2 separate regions of the Homo sapiens genome follow, and region 2 is linked to region 1. Evidence: chromatin loops called from intact Hi-C (ENCODE). Cell type or tissue: HepG2. All regions are shown on one strand. Links, peaks and the distances in the headings refer to the core of each region. The heading gives the core; the rest is flanking DNA. Region 1 overlaps LOC105378017 (a long non-coding RNA gene). Region 2 has its middle 56 kb from the start of LINC03004.

Region 1 (8,181 bases), core at 1,704-5,703:
ATGAAATACATCTTAGTTAGTTTACTGGAGGAACACCATAACATTTGGGTTAAGAGCACAGATAATGAAGATACACTGCCCATGTTTGAATTCTGGCTTTATGTCTACAGCCATACCACCCTGAATGTGCCTGATCTCATCTGAATTCTGTCTTTATCATTTACTAGCTGTGTGATCCGAAGTAAGTTACTTAACCTTTCTAAGCCTCAGTGTTCTCTTTTGTAACATGGGGATAATAGGACTTACCTGATAGGGTTTTTGTGAGAATTAAATGAATGTATACACATGTATAGTTGTGCTTATAATGGTATCTGGCACATATATGTACTGTAAGTTTTTGGTATTATTATACATATATGTACATTATTGGTACATATACTAAGACCAGTATTTCATATCATAAAACTGAGAATAATATCTGAAATAACTATTATTTGAATTTTTCCCTCCCCTCTAAAAAAATGTTAACTTGCTTACAAATAATTACCTGTGTGGAAATGTCTGCAAATAGTCATTACTCTAATTAGTTCATGGAGGATATGTTGGGCCAAATAGATACAGCAATACTTAATTTTCCTTTACAGAGTTAATGGTTTTTAACCCTAACAATTTATCATTCAAAACATCTGAGTGCCTACTATGTGCAAAGTTACATATTGGCCATCTTTTAGCTCAAAAAGATTGTTCCCTACTAATTCTGAGACTAGTAAAAGTCTTCTGTAAAACTCTTTGATAGTCATGAGGGTATTGGGGCTGACAATATGATACCCCAAAGTAAGGCACCTTGGCATGCTGAGTACTTTGAACTAAAGGAGATTGAAAGACTGAGAGGCACGGTCCTTCTGCTCCTCTCCCGTCCTCCTATCTGTTGCCCCTCTTTCTACCACAAAGCGAGTCATAGAAACCAGAATTCCTCTTTCCCAAGGTGGGTCACAGAAACTAGAACCTCTTTCTTCCAAAGCAAGTCATAAAACATATAAAGGTCACTCTCTCCCTTCTCCCTTGAAAATTCTCATTCCAGATGGGTCCTGCCCCATATCCAGGAGGAAAGAAGGCTACACAGGGAGGCCAAAAAGAATCTGATCAGTCAGACCTCACTGGGTTCTGCCCTCAGTCTATTACCCTTTGGTCCAATCACACTTCTACACGGCTACCCATTCTTCATTGATCCTAAGCATAAAAATAGATGGTTTTCCCAGGGTCTTTAGGTCTTCATCTCTGAAGTTTCCCATGTCACATAAAACTTTGATTAAATAAATTTGTTACGCTTTTCTCTTGCTAACCAGTCAGTCTTTTGTTATAGAAATGTCAGCTGTGCTGGATGAGGAAAGGTGTCACATCTTTCTGCCCTTACAAGTGCATAAAGAGGTCTGTTGCTTACAAAATGTCTGGCGCATAATAAACATTCAAAAAAACAATGTGTCATTAGCACTGTCAGGCCCGGCCTATTGTGGAGCGTCTGTAAATGCAGGTGGTGCTAAGTCTGATCACAAAATAACTGAAATCACAGATTACCAATGATTGGTAGTTGGGTTGGGTTAGTAGTTTAAGAAATTATTCCATACTTCATGGGTACAGACCTTTTGTCCTGTGACCCTTGCATTTTAGACTACCTGTCTTTATGTATTTTAGCTTTATCTTTGGCGGGTAGATGAAAAGTCAGCATGTTCTTATTTATTTTTAAAATTTGAGGAACTCCGTGATCAGAAACCGTCGTGTGTGTGTGTGTGTGTGTTTCCATTTTATAGCCTAACTTCCTCTTGGGTCTCATATAGCTTAGTCTATTTTCTAACATGAACTTCCTTCCTTTCTGCATAACAGTGTCTGAATTTGCAGGACTCTGTACCCAATAAGTGTTGTTAACTGATTGGTAATCTGTGATTTCAGTTATTTTGTGATCAGACTTAGCACCACCTGCATTTACAGATGCTCCACAATAGGCCTGACCTGAGAGTGCTAATGACACATGGTTTTTTTAATTGTTTATTATGTGCCAGACATTTTGTAAATAAAATCTCATTTAATAACGTTAAACTGTACTTAAAGCATCTAGTTATTTAGAAGTCACATAGCTGTAAAAACAGCCCACTTGTCAAATCCAATAATTATGAGTATTACTTATCATATTTTATGCTGCGTTAGGTCTAAAGGCATATATAGATATTGCTTATCCTAATATTTTTTCCAAGGCAAAGTGTAGCTACTTAGGTCAAACTGTAAAGTCTAATTATGTTGACACATAGAGCAAGGATTAAGGCATTAAATATTTGGGATTTCTATTCATATTTTAAAAGTCACAGAAAATTACATTTCTTGACCCTTTTTTTTCCACATTTTAATTATGCCAAAAATGATTTTAACTAAACATTTTTCCTTATCAGAAAAAAAACCTGGCTTAAAAACAGTGTCTTCTCTCTATCTCTGGCAATATCAATATTGATATATAAAAAGGACAGTATATACAGGTAACTTTCCTAAGCCTCCCAAGACCCCTTTCATAATCCAGGCTATGTGCTTACTCCATAATGTTGTACAGTCCTGGTGGGGTCTGCTTCGCTGTTTCCAAACTGTGAGGAGCTTTGAAAACCATCCAGTCCCATTTCTTGGTTTTACAGATGGTGAAATGAAGGCCCAGAGAGATAAAATTAACCTAAGCAAAGTCATTGAAGAATAGGAAAGAGTAGTGTAAAATCACACTGCTAGAAAAAAAATCTTCCTTCATAATTAATTTTGAAAATTCCATGTCTAATCTGGAACTAAATATTCCCTGTAAAAGAAAATTCCTTGAATACCATGGATAATGCATTCTAATATCTAACAACCTTTTTAGTCAGAAGTGTCATTCTTGAGTGTAATAACCTCTTTTCATGCAAATTAAGCTTATTTCCACTTGTTAGATGCTTAACAGAGATGGATGATAGTCACTTTAGTAATTATAATCACACAAATGTGCATTAAAATATTTGTCAGTGTTAACTTATGCTCCATTATTTTCTTTGTACTTGCTAAAGAATTCAACATTTAAAATTTTCTAACATGTCTTTGCTTCCCATCCCCAGTTACTGAGACAGAAATCTCAATATCATGATTTGCTCCTCTATATTTTTCACTTTTACCTCTAATAAATTACTAAGGCCTGTTTGGTTTTGTTCCTTTGGTAGCCCTCAAATCTCCCAACCTTAATGTCACAATTTAATTTATACCACAGTCATTTATCACATTTCTCACATTATCACATTTCACTTGTGATAATTGCTGATTGATTAGTCAGCAATTATTGTGACAACAGCCAATTCTAAAATCTTGGTTGTTTAACGAACAAACAAACATTTATTTCTTGTTTGTGTTACATGAAGACAGCAGGTTAACCGCAGGTTTGACTGGGAGGGGTGGGGCTTGCCTGAGTCTAGCCGGGCTTGCCTGACTTTGGCTCGGCTCCACATCTTATGTCATTCCAGGGCTCAGGCTGAGGCAGCAGTTCCTGTTTGAGGTTAACTAGTCTCATGGCCAAGGGAAGAAGCTCAGGAAGGACAGAGCCACATCACATACACTTAAAACTTCTGCTCGGAGGTGGCATATGTTAAGTCCACTAGGATTCTGTTGGCCAGAGTGAGTCCTGTGGCCAAGCTCATAGTTGTTAGGATAGGGCAGTATACTATACCCACAGGAGAGTGTGCTCAGAGTCAGGAGGGAGCCAACAATTGCGAACAAGTAATGGAGTCTATCACAGTTGGTAGCCTGCCTACAGTTGTGTTTCTCTCCAATTCAGCCTCCATACTAACTCACAAACAGGTCAGGTGATACTTAGCAGCCTTAGAATTAAATCCAATCTCCTAACCATGGCTTCAAAGCTCATGTTAGTCTGGCTCCTTTATACCTACTGCTACTTTCATCCCTCTCCATTCCCCATCTGAAACCCTACCCTCTAGGCACAGGAAACCTGTATTAGTTCCCCAGAATAAGCCATAAGTCATATTTCTCTATTGTTAGGGTCTCTGCTCATTTTCTTTCCCCTCTCAGGAACACTCCTACCCACATTTCACCTGGCTCACTTCTGCTGGTCCATCAACGCTTTCCTGACTCTTCACACAGAGTTCAGAACTCATTTTATGTTTTCCCAGAGTATCCTCCGCCCCTCTATCAATACTTACCCCACTGAATTGTAATTGGCTGATTACTTATTTACATCTCTCACTACACTGAAAACTCCCTGGGATGGACACAATTTCTACTGTATTGCACCCCAGTCCTTGGCACAATAACTTATTTAGCAATTGTTTGTTAAATTCATGAGAAAATAATTTTTTTCTGCATCGTGTTATTACTGTATATGTAAAGTCAACCTGATTATAGTACTTTCTCAAAAACTTTCAAATCATTTTCTCATGCAATGAGAAAATTGCATTTAGGGATTTTGCATTTTATTTTTATGTGAATAGATCTCATATATATGTCATAGCTCTACTTTGCTAGTTTGGCCACTTTGGGGGAATATGTAACTACAAACAACGTTAGATTTCAGACTCTTCATCTGCAGTACAAGAACAATGCATGTTGGAATAATTTTGAAAATGAAGTAATATTGCATACACTAGGTACACTAAACCCAAACATGTAATAAAGTGCCTAAAGTTTTTTTTTAATTTTCATTATTTTTTTCATTTCTGATCATTGTGAATTGACTTTTACTTTTTTTCTCTCTACCACGCCCCACGGAAAAAAAAGTTGCTAATTAATACATTTTCTACTAGTTGAAACAGGGAGGAAATATTAGTTCAAATTGTCTAAGTTTATCCAGTTAGATGGTAGCAAGCTAGGATTAAAACTAGCCTTTCAATTTTCTATTCAGTGTAGTATCCACTTTTCTCTGTCTCTTTTTTTTTGCTTGCATAGATATCACTCAGTTTTCTTTCAAGGAAATGTCTAAATTTACTATTTGTAAAACAAAAGCATATTATTAAACTTTTTTTTTTTGGTGCAGGAAGAAGAGACACAAAGACTTTCTTTGCAAGGCAGGATTTTTTCTTATATTTGATTATGCAAACTTTTGGGGCCTGAATTGTCACATAAACATTCAATTTCCTCATTCATTCATTCATTCATTTATTCATTGATTAGGCCTTTATTAAGAGCTGGGGTGAAAGAAGATTTAGGAACCTCTTCAGAGAAATAAACCTTGAGAGAGAAATAGAATCTTCTAGAAGAGAAGAGGAACGAATAGCATCCTTGGCCCAGACAGTCCTGGAAAACAATAACCTGAACATTGCTGTGCGTGGTGGCTCCTGTCTGTAATCCCAGCTACTTGGGATGCTGAGAGGGAGGATGGCTTAAGTCCAGGATTTTGAGTACAGCCGGAGCAACATAGTGAATGCCTGTCTCTAAAATAATAATAATAATGATAATAATAATAATAATAATAATAAAAAATAACCTAAACATCCTTCTAAATGACCAGTTTCTTATTTCTCTACATAGAACTATGCAGACAGCTCTTCGTGAGATCTTGACTATAGTACAATGATTTTTATTATTGACCAACTTCACCCTGCTCCTATACAGACTATAAATTTCTGGGCAGCAGAAATCATCTCTCTTTCATCTTGCATTAAACTAGCACCTAGTCCAGTGTCTTGAACATAGTAGGCACTCAAAATGTTTGAGAGGCACATGCCTATGTTTTAAAATGTCTGATTTAGGTAATTGGGTCCTCTTGATCATTTTGCTGGTCTGAGGCTGATGGACATTAACTGATAAACAGACCATCATTGCTTAAATCTCCTCTTTTGTGCATTCTGGAGACACTACCTCTATTACCTGTTCTTCAGTTGCCCTTACTCACCTCCTCTCTTCACCTCTCTTTCAGTACTTCTTTTTAATTGTTGCTGCTCCTATTCATTAAGCCATTTGAAAATGTGGGCTTGCTTTCCTGATCGGGCAGCATCTGTGACCCTAAAGGAACTCATGATTCAATCCTTCATGTGAATACTTAATAACACATTTGAAGATAACCTTTTACTTGCACACTAGATATGCACCAGAATTTAATCTTATTTTCTGCATTTCCTACAATATAAAAGTCAAGTCCCTTACCAAGACTTTTGTTTCAGAGACTTAAGATCCCATTGCCCTTGATGGGGTTCAGGACTCACTATCCCAAAATATGGAACCTTGGCATATTGGGCATTTTAAGCTGAAGTAATTTGAGAAAACTGCAGAAGTGGGAAAGTCACTCTCACTTGCTTTCCCACTCCTGCTGCTGGCCTTCTTCCGGTCATAAAACCTGGGAGGATATTCTGACCCTCCCCTGAATAAGGTCATAAGACTCTCATGTGAGAGATGCTTTCCTTATACCCAGAGGACAGGAATATCCTTCTCTCTGAAGATGAAGGGTAACAGAGAAGAATCTGAACAAACAGGCCTTTTCCCAGTTAATGGTAATAAACTTCTTCCAGTTTATTACCATTAGATGATACTCTTTTTGCCCTGTCATATTTCTTCATGACTGTCCACTCTTCATCAAATCTACTATAAAAAACATTCAGGTCCGGGTGCAGTGGCTCACGCCTGTAATCCCAGCACTTTGGGAGGCCGAGGCGGGTGGATCACGAGGTCAGGAGATCGAGACCATCTTGGCTAACACGATGAAACCCTGTCTCTACTAAAAATATGAAAAATTAGCCGGGCATGGTGGCGGTCGCCTGTAGTTCCAGCTACTCGGGAGTCTGAGGCAGGAGAATGGTGTGAGCCTGGGAGGCGGAGCTTGCAGTGAGCCAGGATCCCACCACTGCACTCCAGCCTGGGCAAGAGGGTGAGACTCTGTCTCAAAACAAAACAAAACAAAACAAAAAACATTCAGGTTGAACTGTTTCTTCAGGTCTTCATTTCCTTATGAAGGCTCTGGTATCATGTACAATTTATATTAAACACATTTCTATGCTTTTCTTTCATTACTTTTTTTTTTTTTTGAGACAATGTCTTGCTCTGTCACCTAGGCTGGGGTGCAGTGGTGCAATCATGGCTTACTGCAGCCTTTACCTCCCAGGATCAAGCAATCCTCCTGGATTTTTGTAGATACAGTGTCTTCCTATGTTGCCCAGGCTGGTCTCAAACTCCTCAGATGAAGCAATCCTCCCACTTTGGTCTCCCAAAATGTTGGGATCACAGGTGTGAGCCACTGTGCCCAGCCTCTTTTGTTAATCTTCATTTTGTTATAGGGCCTCAGCCATGAACCTAGGATAAGTAGAAGGAAAGAAATATTTTTCCTCCCTTCCACCCCCTATATTTGCTGGCTCATTTCCCCCACCTTTCTCCAGAGATCACAGATTTTAGCTAATTATGGCTTTTTGCCATTCTTCAGACACGTTCTGCTCTTCCTCATCTCTGAACTTGGTTTTTGTTGATCCCTTTCCTAGAAAGCACTCTCCTTCTTTGCCTCTTCTAGCAAAATCCTACTCCTCTTTCAGCCTCTACTTTGTGAAGAGGTCATTGCTTCTGTCCCTAACTCTCCATAATTTCCAGATGAATGAATGAATGAATGAATGAATGGTTTACTTGACAGTTCAGATTTGTTCAACATGAATTTACTACCTCTTTCCTATAAGTCTATTTTTAAAACTTGTTTTGATTTGATACTCCTGATTGATTAATTAATTTGATTTGTCTTTTTCTAGCTTGGGATCCCCTTCAAGTAGTTCTTGAGTCAATTTTTTCAATATCATGATGAGCATATAATAATATATTATTTTGTAGATATTCTTCATTTTTCCCCATATGTAGGCTGTTGGTTTAACCAATTTATAAGCCCGGTGCTGACCAAGGCTTGAGTCTTTATTTATTTTTGTGTACATTTAGGTTTCCACTGTCTTAAGACTCAAAGCCTAAAATGGGCATTATTCTCTTTGACGAGTCTTCATATATCACATATGCCTGTAATAGTGTGCATTTTAAGGAAACACGGTGGATTTCTTTTTAAGTGCAGATGGGTTATTATTATGGAAAATAAGACAAAAATATCACATTGTATCTTCTAAGAAAATTGAGTGAGAGGAGAAAGTTACTATCTGACTTCGAGTTCATCAGAGAGGCTTAATGACTCACTAGAACAGAGGGCCCACTGGGAATTCTCAGTTCCACTGGAGAAGTCTTATGCTTGGACTAGATCCAGCTGCTGTGGTCTGCATC
Region 2 (8,181 bases), core at 1,725-5,724, 300 kb after region 1:
AGTTACATCTGCTTTTAACTCTGTGTGCCATGTACATCTAAATTCCTCTCAGGTAGTGTCCAAGGAGACAGAGCTGTATCAAATGTACTAAGGAACTAAGGGGACCAAGAGGAATCAATTCCAAGAGAAAGGAATCTTAATGGAGAAATCTGTGAGCCCTGAAGGGAGAACTGTCACCAGTGTCCAGCAGACTTCCAGGGAGATAGACTTTCCTGGGTGGTAAGTCAAGACACCTTGGTCAGACTTGCAAAAAGAAGACTGTAGAAAGCCGAAGGAAGACAGGAACAGACCAGCAACACCCAGCAGTGCATGGCTGGTCACACCACTGGGGCAGGCAGGGGGTCACGATGGTGGGGTGAGTGGTCCATACTAATTGTAAGTCACATCAGGAGACTGCCGATTGAGCATCCTGCTTGGTGACTATAGAGAGACTGTGAAACTTTAGGTTAACTACTTCTGTCTGTTGCTGAAAATACGTTCATTTGAGCTATCCTATCTTTTCATTCTTTTTGAGATTTACTTGAAATTTAGGAATTTGTATCAGCCTATTTCATTCTGTAGTGCAGATATTAACCTAGGATTCCATCAAGGGCTGGAGCCAAGAAAAGTGTCACCCACTATGAAATCCTCCCCACACCCAGTATCATGGTTGTCCCTGACGCAGCAGTTACAAGTGCGACTTGAGGAACTGGAATGCCTGTGCCTCCCAGCATCTCCCTCATCAGCCTCATATAGTGACTTGAAGTCCTACAAACTTATACTCTACTCTAAAATTAAAAAATAGTCTCCAAAAATCTCTTTTGCTAAAATTAAAATGTTATCTGAGTGTAATAACAGATTGACATTTCAAAATACACTTGCTAAATGAAGTTTAGCCTAAAGCTTCCTCCTTACATATTTTAAGTTTGGCCTAAAGATTTTTCTGTACATCAGGAGCTATAATCTAAATAGAGCTGTAAACAGACTGTAGCCTACTCTTCTACCAGTCATTGAATTTTGGCCAATCAAAGTGGTCAACTGTTCAATCCATGTTCAAATAAGACAGACGCCAAGCTGTAAATAATCTGGCTATTTCTGTACCTCACTTCCATTTTCTGTACATCCTTTTCCTTTTTCTGTTCATAAATCTTCCACCACGTGGCTGCACTGGAGTCCCTCAGCCCAGTCTGGCTGAGGAGGCTGCCCAAATTGCTAATCGTTATTTGCTCAACTAAACTCTGTTAAACTTAATTCAGCTAAGGTTTTTCTTCTAACATACTCAACCTGCTAATTCTTCAGTTCCACTTTAAAAACATTTGGGCTGGGCACGGTGGCTCGCGCCTGTAATCCCAGCACTTTGGGAGGCCGAGGCGGGTGGATCACAAGGTCAGGAGATTGAGAACATCCTGGCTAACGTGGTGAAACCCCATCTGTACTAAAAATTAAAAAAAAAAAAAAGAAAAATTAGCTGGGCTTGGTGGCACACTCCTGTAGTCCCAGCTACTCAGGAGGCTGAGGCAGGAGAATCGCTCGAACCCAGGAGATGAAGGTTGCAGTGAGCTGAGATTGCACCACTGCACTCCAGCCTGGGCAACAGAGCAAGCCTCCATCTGAAAATAAATAAATAAATAAATAAATATTAAAAAAATTAAAAATAATTAAAAATAAATAAAAACATTTATTTCACATCTACCTTGTGCCAGGAACTGTGGTAGGTGCCAAGTATACAAAGACATGTCCCCATTCACTGAACCAAAGTAGCTTAAAACGTAAGAAGATATGCTTAACATATACTGAGTAATAAAATGGAAATTTGCACAAGATACATCAAATAAGTTGATTTCAGCCCAAACTTCTGAAAGACAGCTTGCTAGAGATTTCTCCAGAGCTGAACACTTATAAATTGATCAAACTAATGAGTCAGAAAAAGGAAGTGTAATTGGAAGGGGTCTGGGGAGGTAAGGTGGGCAGCAAGATGTACTTACTGTCTGCAAAGTCTGTGAACAGCCTGGAAACTGAGAAAACCAGTCACCTCTCATAAATAAGTGCTATGTCCCCATATTTGAATAAAAGTCACCCAAAAGAAGGTGGAAAAGATCACTGATACCAATTTTTCTGAATACTTTTAGCTGCTGGCATGACATCTGGTCCCACCAGGGTGGCCCTCTTGGCAGAGGGAATGACCAGTAGTCATCATGGTTCACAATGGGTATTATTGGTGTGAAATAGTGAAAACTCTCAGTTTTGGTTCTAGTATTGTAGGTCTTCTACAAGTGGATACTCACAATTCTTCTTTTTAGTTATTTTCTATCTTGATAAAGCATTTGTCATTTTGCACATAATGCTTCTCTTATCTACATAGCTGATTTTAATTCTGAAACTTTTCCATGAGATCATCAAACTAAGGGAAGTTGGAGGTGGGGAGTGGGCAAAGGCCCTTCCCATATTCCTCACATTATGCTTAGGATCACTGACAGTTGGTGTTTGAATGACCACAGTGTAGAAGTTCTCTATCAGTTAGGCTTATTGGTTGCAAGCAACAGAAACTGACTCTGGCCATGTTGGGGGAAAAGGAATTAACTGGTAGGATATCAGCATACGAAATGATGAGAAGCTGGAGACAAAACATAAGACATGGAAAGTGAATAGGAACTAAGGCATCTCTGGGAAAGAGCAGCTAACATATCTTCTGCCTTTTAGTGGACACAATCAGTCTTGTCAGAACACCAGGAGCTATTCCTGGTTTTGCATAGTGCAGCTGACACCTCTGAACACAACCCAGTATGTCCAAAGGGATCACAATTATTTCTCCCAACTTTGTAGATGTCCCCTGGATTTAGAGTCCTGGATGGTTGAATTTGAGTCACAGGTACATTCACTGATTTCCTGGGGACATGGTAAGGGAGGCTTTCTCCCTTTCTTTCCACCTCAGTCCTGGGGGGCAGAACACTGTATCCCTCCAGTAGAGCACAATATTATGAGGATCCTCCCAACCAATAAGGGGTTGGGATATTGGGAAACCTACCCCCTCCAGTTATTTTTTGTTCACTGGAAATTTTTTTATTGTACTTGCACTAGGCAGGCAATCATTAAAACATGATGTTCTATTTTTTTCTTTCTATTTTAAGAAGTGTAAACTTAAGAAATTGGAGGACTAGGAGAAACCAAACATAAAGCAAATATTATCTATGATGGAAAGTTAAAGAAGTTGTATCTTTTATTCTAGAAAGAGAAGAGATTTAGAACAGGCATTGAAATCACTAACAATGGCTGAACATTGGCAAAAGCCATCTAAAACTTGGAGGATCTTTTCTCCAAAGATCCTTTGGGACACGTCTTCCTTGACATAGTTCCACATCAAATCAAGGACTGAATAAAATCACTTCGAGATACTATAAGTCTTAGAAAACCCACTATTTCTTTCATCAGAATTTCCCACAACATAATAAATTTTCCTAATCAATTAGTGGTAATTATAAAATATTTAGTATGTGCTTACCATTTTCTAAGTATTTTAGAGAGTGTGGGAAGAAAGAAAAGGTCCTCTACTCCCATGGAGCAGAAATGATGAGCGTAGAGGATATTACGGATTGGTTCACAGTAACTCCATCCTTTTCTCCTCTCTGATGTTTTCTTGTACCACAGAAGCTGGAAGGCTAAAAATTACATTTTTTAGACTCCCTTTTTTTTAGAATTAGGATTCTGGGTACGAATTAAATTCTGTCAATTAGAAATATTCACATGAAGTTTGGAAATGAGTCCAAGGTCATCTCTATGCCTTTTGACTATTTTTCAGCTGACAAGAGAGGGTAGGAAGGGTAGAAGTTTCTGCTGCAGTATTCCAGTATTTCTTCTTTAGCCTCCAGGGTGTCCAGAGGCAGCCACAACCATGGCTGCTTCCTAACTGCAGCTTCCTCATCCCCAGATTGAAGCTACAGTGGTACCTTCTTGGACTCAATGGTTCCAGAGTCTGTCTTTCCTGCAAGGTCAGATCTGTAGTGTTGTTGGAGTCATTCCTGGAGATTTGGCCTAAAAGTCCACTTCTTCAGCTTTCCTAACTTATATTGTTGGATAGGAGAAGGGAATTTTTTTAGTACACTGTGAAGGTGGTTACTGAAACTTTCCTAAGCCCTGGTGGCTAGCTCTGCTGAGATACAAGCAACACTACTTTAGAATTCCTCAGCCTAACTTCATATCAGAACCATCCATGAAGCTATTGTTGGGAAAGGCAATCTGCCATGGGTCCTGGGCATCCTTGTACATTCTGATTGGGTTGTGTTCATAGCAAGTGGCCTTGATGAATAAGGTAACATCTCCCTCTGGGACAAAACTTTCCTTACAGACTTGCCTACTGCTTACTACAAAATTAGTGAATTCCTCAAGTTCAATATTCCTTAGCTGTGATGCAAGCCTACTGCATGTGCTCCATTTACCTGAGCCCCTCCACATTGCCCTGCTGGGAGTTGAGGGCAAGGGGAATGGACACTGAACATGATGCTCATGCTACTTGCTGTACTGTGAATAATAGTAGCAGTCTGTTGTCTCTGACCCAGGAGTCTTATGTCTTCTGCCAGAATCTGTGAAACAGTAACTGGCTAGCTTGATAGCTTGCACATAGAGTATAATCCCAGACTTTGACAGCTTCGAAAATCCATAATTCCCTGGTATCCTTTGCCCATCTACTGAATAATAATCTCTAATGATAGGCCCTCAGGAATCTGTATTTTTAGAGGCTCAGCCAGATTTGAGAATCACTGGTGAAAGATAAAGGAGAAAGTGTCAGGATCCCTTGTTTCCACACACACACACATACACAGAGCTATACATCGAATTCACTAAGGACTATAAGTCTTGAAGGTACTACTGACCAATGAACTGTGATGACAGCAGTGAAATGTAGTGCCCCTCAGAGTAGCAAGGAAAGAGCAGAAAAGTAGCAACAGTGCCAGGTGGGAGCAAACCTTTGAAAGGCACAAAAAACCCAATTCCGTTCCAAATTGCTACTGCACAAAATCTGTACCAATCAATGCAGCATTCACTATAAGAAACAGAAACTCACTATAAGAAACAGAAACCACTCTAGTTATTTTAAGCAGAAAGGTATTTAATACAGGGCATTAAATGCTTATATATTACTTTCAACTAATTTGCATCACAGCAAGAAAAACTGAGCTTGGGGAATTCATTACTTTACTAGTAAGTGCTAAGCGAGCCTGCAAGTCCTTTTAAAGTCATCTCATCTATCAAGGCTGCCTCCTATAAACACAACCCTGGGAAGTGTCCTGGATAAAGAAAAATCAGGGCCTTGTATTCTGAACATACCCAGTCAATGTGCAGGGATGCCCAGTACTCATGGTGGATTGCCTCTTCCAACAATAGCTTCATAGGTTGTTCTGATATGAAGTCAGTTTGAAGGACTCTAAAGTACTATCACTGTACCTCGATCAATCCAGGCATCTGGACTCAGGGTAGTTTGAATAACCACCTTCACAGAGTCACTCCTTTCATCCAACGGGAGACCGATTATTAGGTCAAACTCGTAGTCCAGGCTTTTTTCATTAGGAAAATATCTTTGTTAGGAGGCTCATCAGATTCCATCAGAAAAACTCTGGTTAGGTCACCCATCAGCTCACTGGCCATGCCCAAATATGACTGAACAGCTGGAGAGATGCCTGCAGTCTAAGTTCAAGTTGGGATCCTAACATATATCTATTTTATACAATTGAGATCACAATGTCTTTAATTTTTTATTCCTCAATTTTTACTAAACTTTATTTTCTATGGTATGAATGTTTGTGCCTCCCACTAGCTCATATTTTGAAATCCAAACCCCCACGGTGATGGTATTAAGAGGTGGGGATCTTTAGGAGGTGATTAGTTCATAATAATGGCGTTCTCATGCCCTTATACAAGAAGCCTAAGGTAGCTTGTTTGCCTCTTCTGCTACGTGAAGACACAGCAGGAAGTCATCATCTATGAGGAATGGACCTTTCAAACACTGGATCTGCTGGCACCTTGATCTTGAACTTTCCATCCTATAGAACTGTGGGAAATAAACGTTTGCTGTTTAAAAGCCACTCAGCCTATAGTATTTTGTTGTAACATTACAAACAGACTAAGACATTATTAAATTAGATTGCCCCTAGATAATTGAATATTTTTCTAAAACATGTTTTTTTGTTTTTTGTTTGTTTGTTTGTTTTTTCAGAGAGGGAGTCTCATTCTGTCTCCCATGCTGGAGTGCAGTGGCGCAATCTCGGCTCACTGCTAGCTCTGCCTCCCGGGTTCACGCCATTCTCCTGCCTCAGCCTCCCGAGTATCTGGGACTACAGGTGCCCGCTAAAACATGATTTTTAATGGCTACGTGATAAGCATCTCAACATAATAATGCAGGTAAGATAATACAAGCTATTACAATATAACACTGTCTCACTGTCAAAAATACAACACTGAGGCAGCATGGTATTGTGGAAGGAATATGGGTCATGGATTTGAAAAAGCTGAAAACTGAGAACTGGTTCTCATTTATTAGTTATGACTTTAGGTAGGACACATATTTTCCCTAAGTCTCAGTATTCTTGTCTTTAATGTAAGAAAAAAATCTATCTCATAAAGTTGTTGTAAAATAGTAAATGAGATCATGTATGCAAAGTGTTTTGCATGGGCCTGGCACAAAGGTAGTGGCTCCATAACTATGGGTTATTATTAACAACTGCAGTATCAGTACTGGATGGGTATTTTACTTCATTCCTCCTATGTGTGTTCATTAGAGTTTAAAGTGAGCACAGAGGTACTAACAAAATCTCAAGTGACTCTCTGACTCACAGTTTGTATGAAATCATAATTCCCAAATAGGACAATGGATTTGGTGTCAGGAGTTTATACTGCTGTACAAATGCAGCCAAATACTTAGGCCACGCTTTGTCATCAAATTATCAGGGCTCAAATAAATTAGATATTTTTGACATCCTTGTGACAGCAGTTAGAAGTGGCCAAACTCTATTTAACTACAAGACAAATCATTGGCTGTCCAATTTATTTGAGGCATAAATTTTAGCCACAAGGTAGATGATTGTTTGAGGAGCATCATTCATTTGTTCATTAATTCGTTCACCTATTTTTGGCAAAATTCTATATATTAGACTATGGGTTGGCAAACTTTTTCTGTAAAGAGCCAGATAGTGAATATTTTAGGCTTTGTGGGCCAATATGGTCTTTGTTATAATCACTCAGTTGTGCCATTATGGAGCAAAAGCAGCCATAGACAAATGGCATAGTAAATGAACGGACATAGCTGTGTTCCATATGAACTTTATTTACAAAGAAACCCACAACAGGTGGCAGACCAAATTTGACCCATTTGTCAACTTCTGTACTGACACAAGCTCTTGACCTTGTGGAACTTATAGACTGTAGAGGGGACAGCATGGTTATCAACCAGAAGATAATAGATTATGTCAGAAGTATGTATAGTATAGAAGTGGCACCACAGTTGACCACTTTGTAAAATGGGAGGGATGATATTGGCTAAAAGAGAGCTCAGAAACTCACAATTAAGCTTCTTGGAGGGAGGAATTCAGTCACTCACCATCAATCAAAATAACCAGTATTGTTTTACCTTATGGCAGTAGTGTTAAACCTGAAGTATGTTAGACTAAAAAAAATTGCTTTCTTTTAAATACAATAACGCTTGACCATGTTTCTGGAATGTTGGAATCTCTTCAGGAGATTTGTACCACAATCTATATTCATTATGCTGTCATTATCTCAATAATTTCTTTTCATGTGTAAGCATTTTTTTAACCAAAAGGATCTCTTATTAAATTAAGATAAAATGGCAATTAATCTAGAGGATTATCAAAGACAGGAACATGCATTTATCTGGATCTCTCTTTTTAAACATCAATGGCCTGTTAATGTCCTAATATTTAGGAGGGTAACATGATAAAAGGCTTCCTGCCTCTGTCAGCTCATTTTGTATTAACATATTCCTGTCACCAGTTAGGCAATTAACAGAGACTAAAGGAACACTAATTCCTTTTCTGCCAGTGTGCTGGATCAACTTTATTCCTATGAGCTTGCTTCGTGAATGATTCTTTTTGAAAAACAAACATCTTGATATTTCTGTGGAGATGGAGATTAGAGAAAGTTCTTTTTGTATATGACACTGTTGCAAAATAAGTCCTTTAGGGAGATGGAGGG

The links. Peaks named below come from ENCODE experiments on the same cell type or tissue, not always from the same donor. Only the 100,000 strongest peaks of a DNase experiment are listed, where the experiment ranks them.
Region 2: a loop joins it to region 1, with 23 times the contacts of the local background. A loop is called at or near these places in 1 of 110 quality-filtered maps.

The regions. Positions count from the first base shown.
Region 1 is chr6:137,305,907-137,314,087 of GRCh38, forward strand. LOC105378017 (a long non-coding RNA gene) reads right to left here. Exons shown (of 3, transcript XR_943043.1): 1 at 8,098-8,181; 2 at 2,520-2,650. Among named protein-coding and RNA genes, the nearest start is that of IFNGR1, 91 kb to the left of the region's middle. In HepG2, for the core only: no CTCF peak of the experiment used is centred there; a DNase peak (open chromatin) is centred at 3,435.
Region 2 is chr6:137,605,831-137,614,011 of GRCh38, forward strand. No RefSeq gene overlaps it. Among named protein-coding and RNA genes, the nearest start is that of LINC03004, 56 kb to the right of the region's middle. In HepG2, for the core only: no CTCF peak of the experiment used is centred there; no DNase peak of the experiment used is centred there.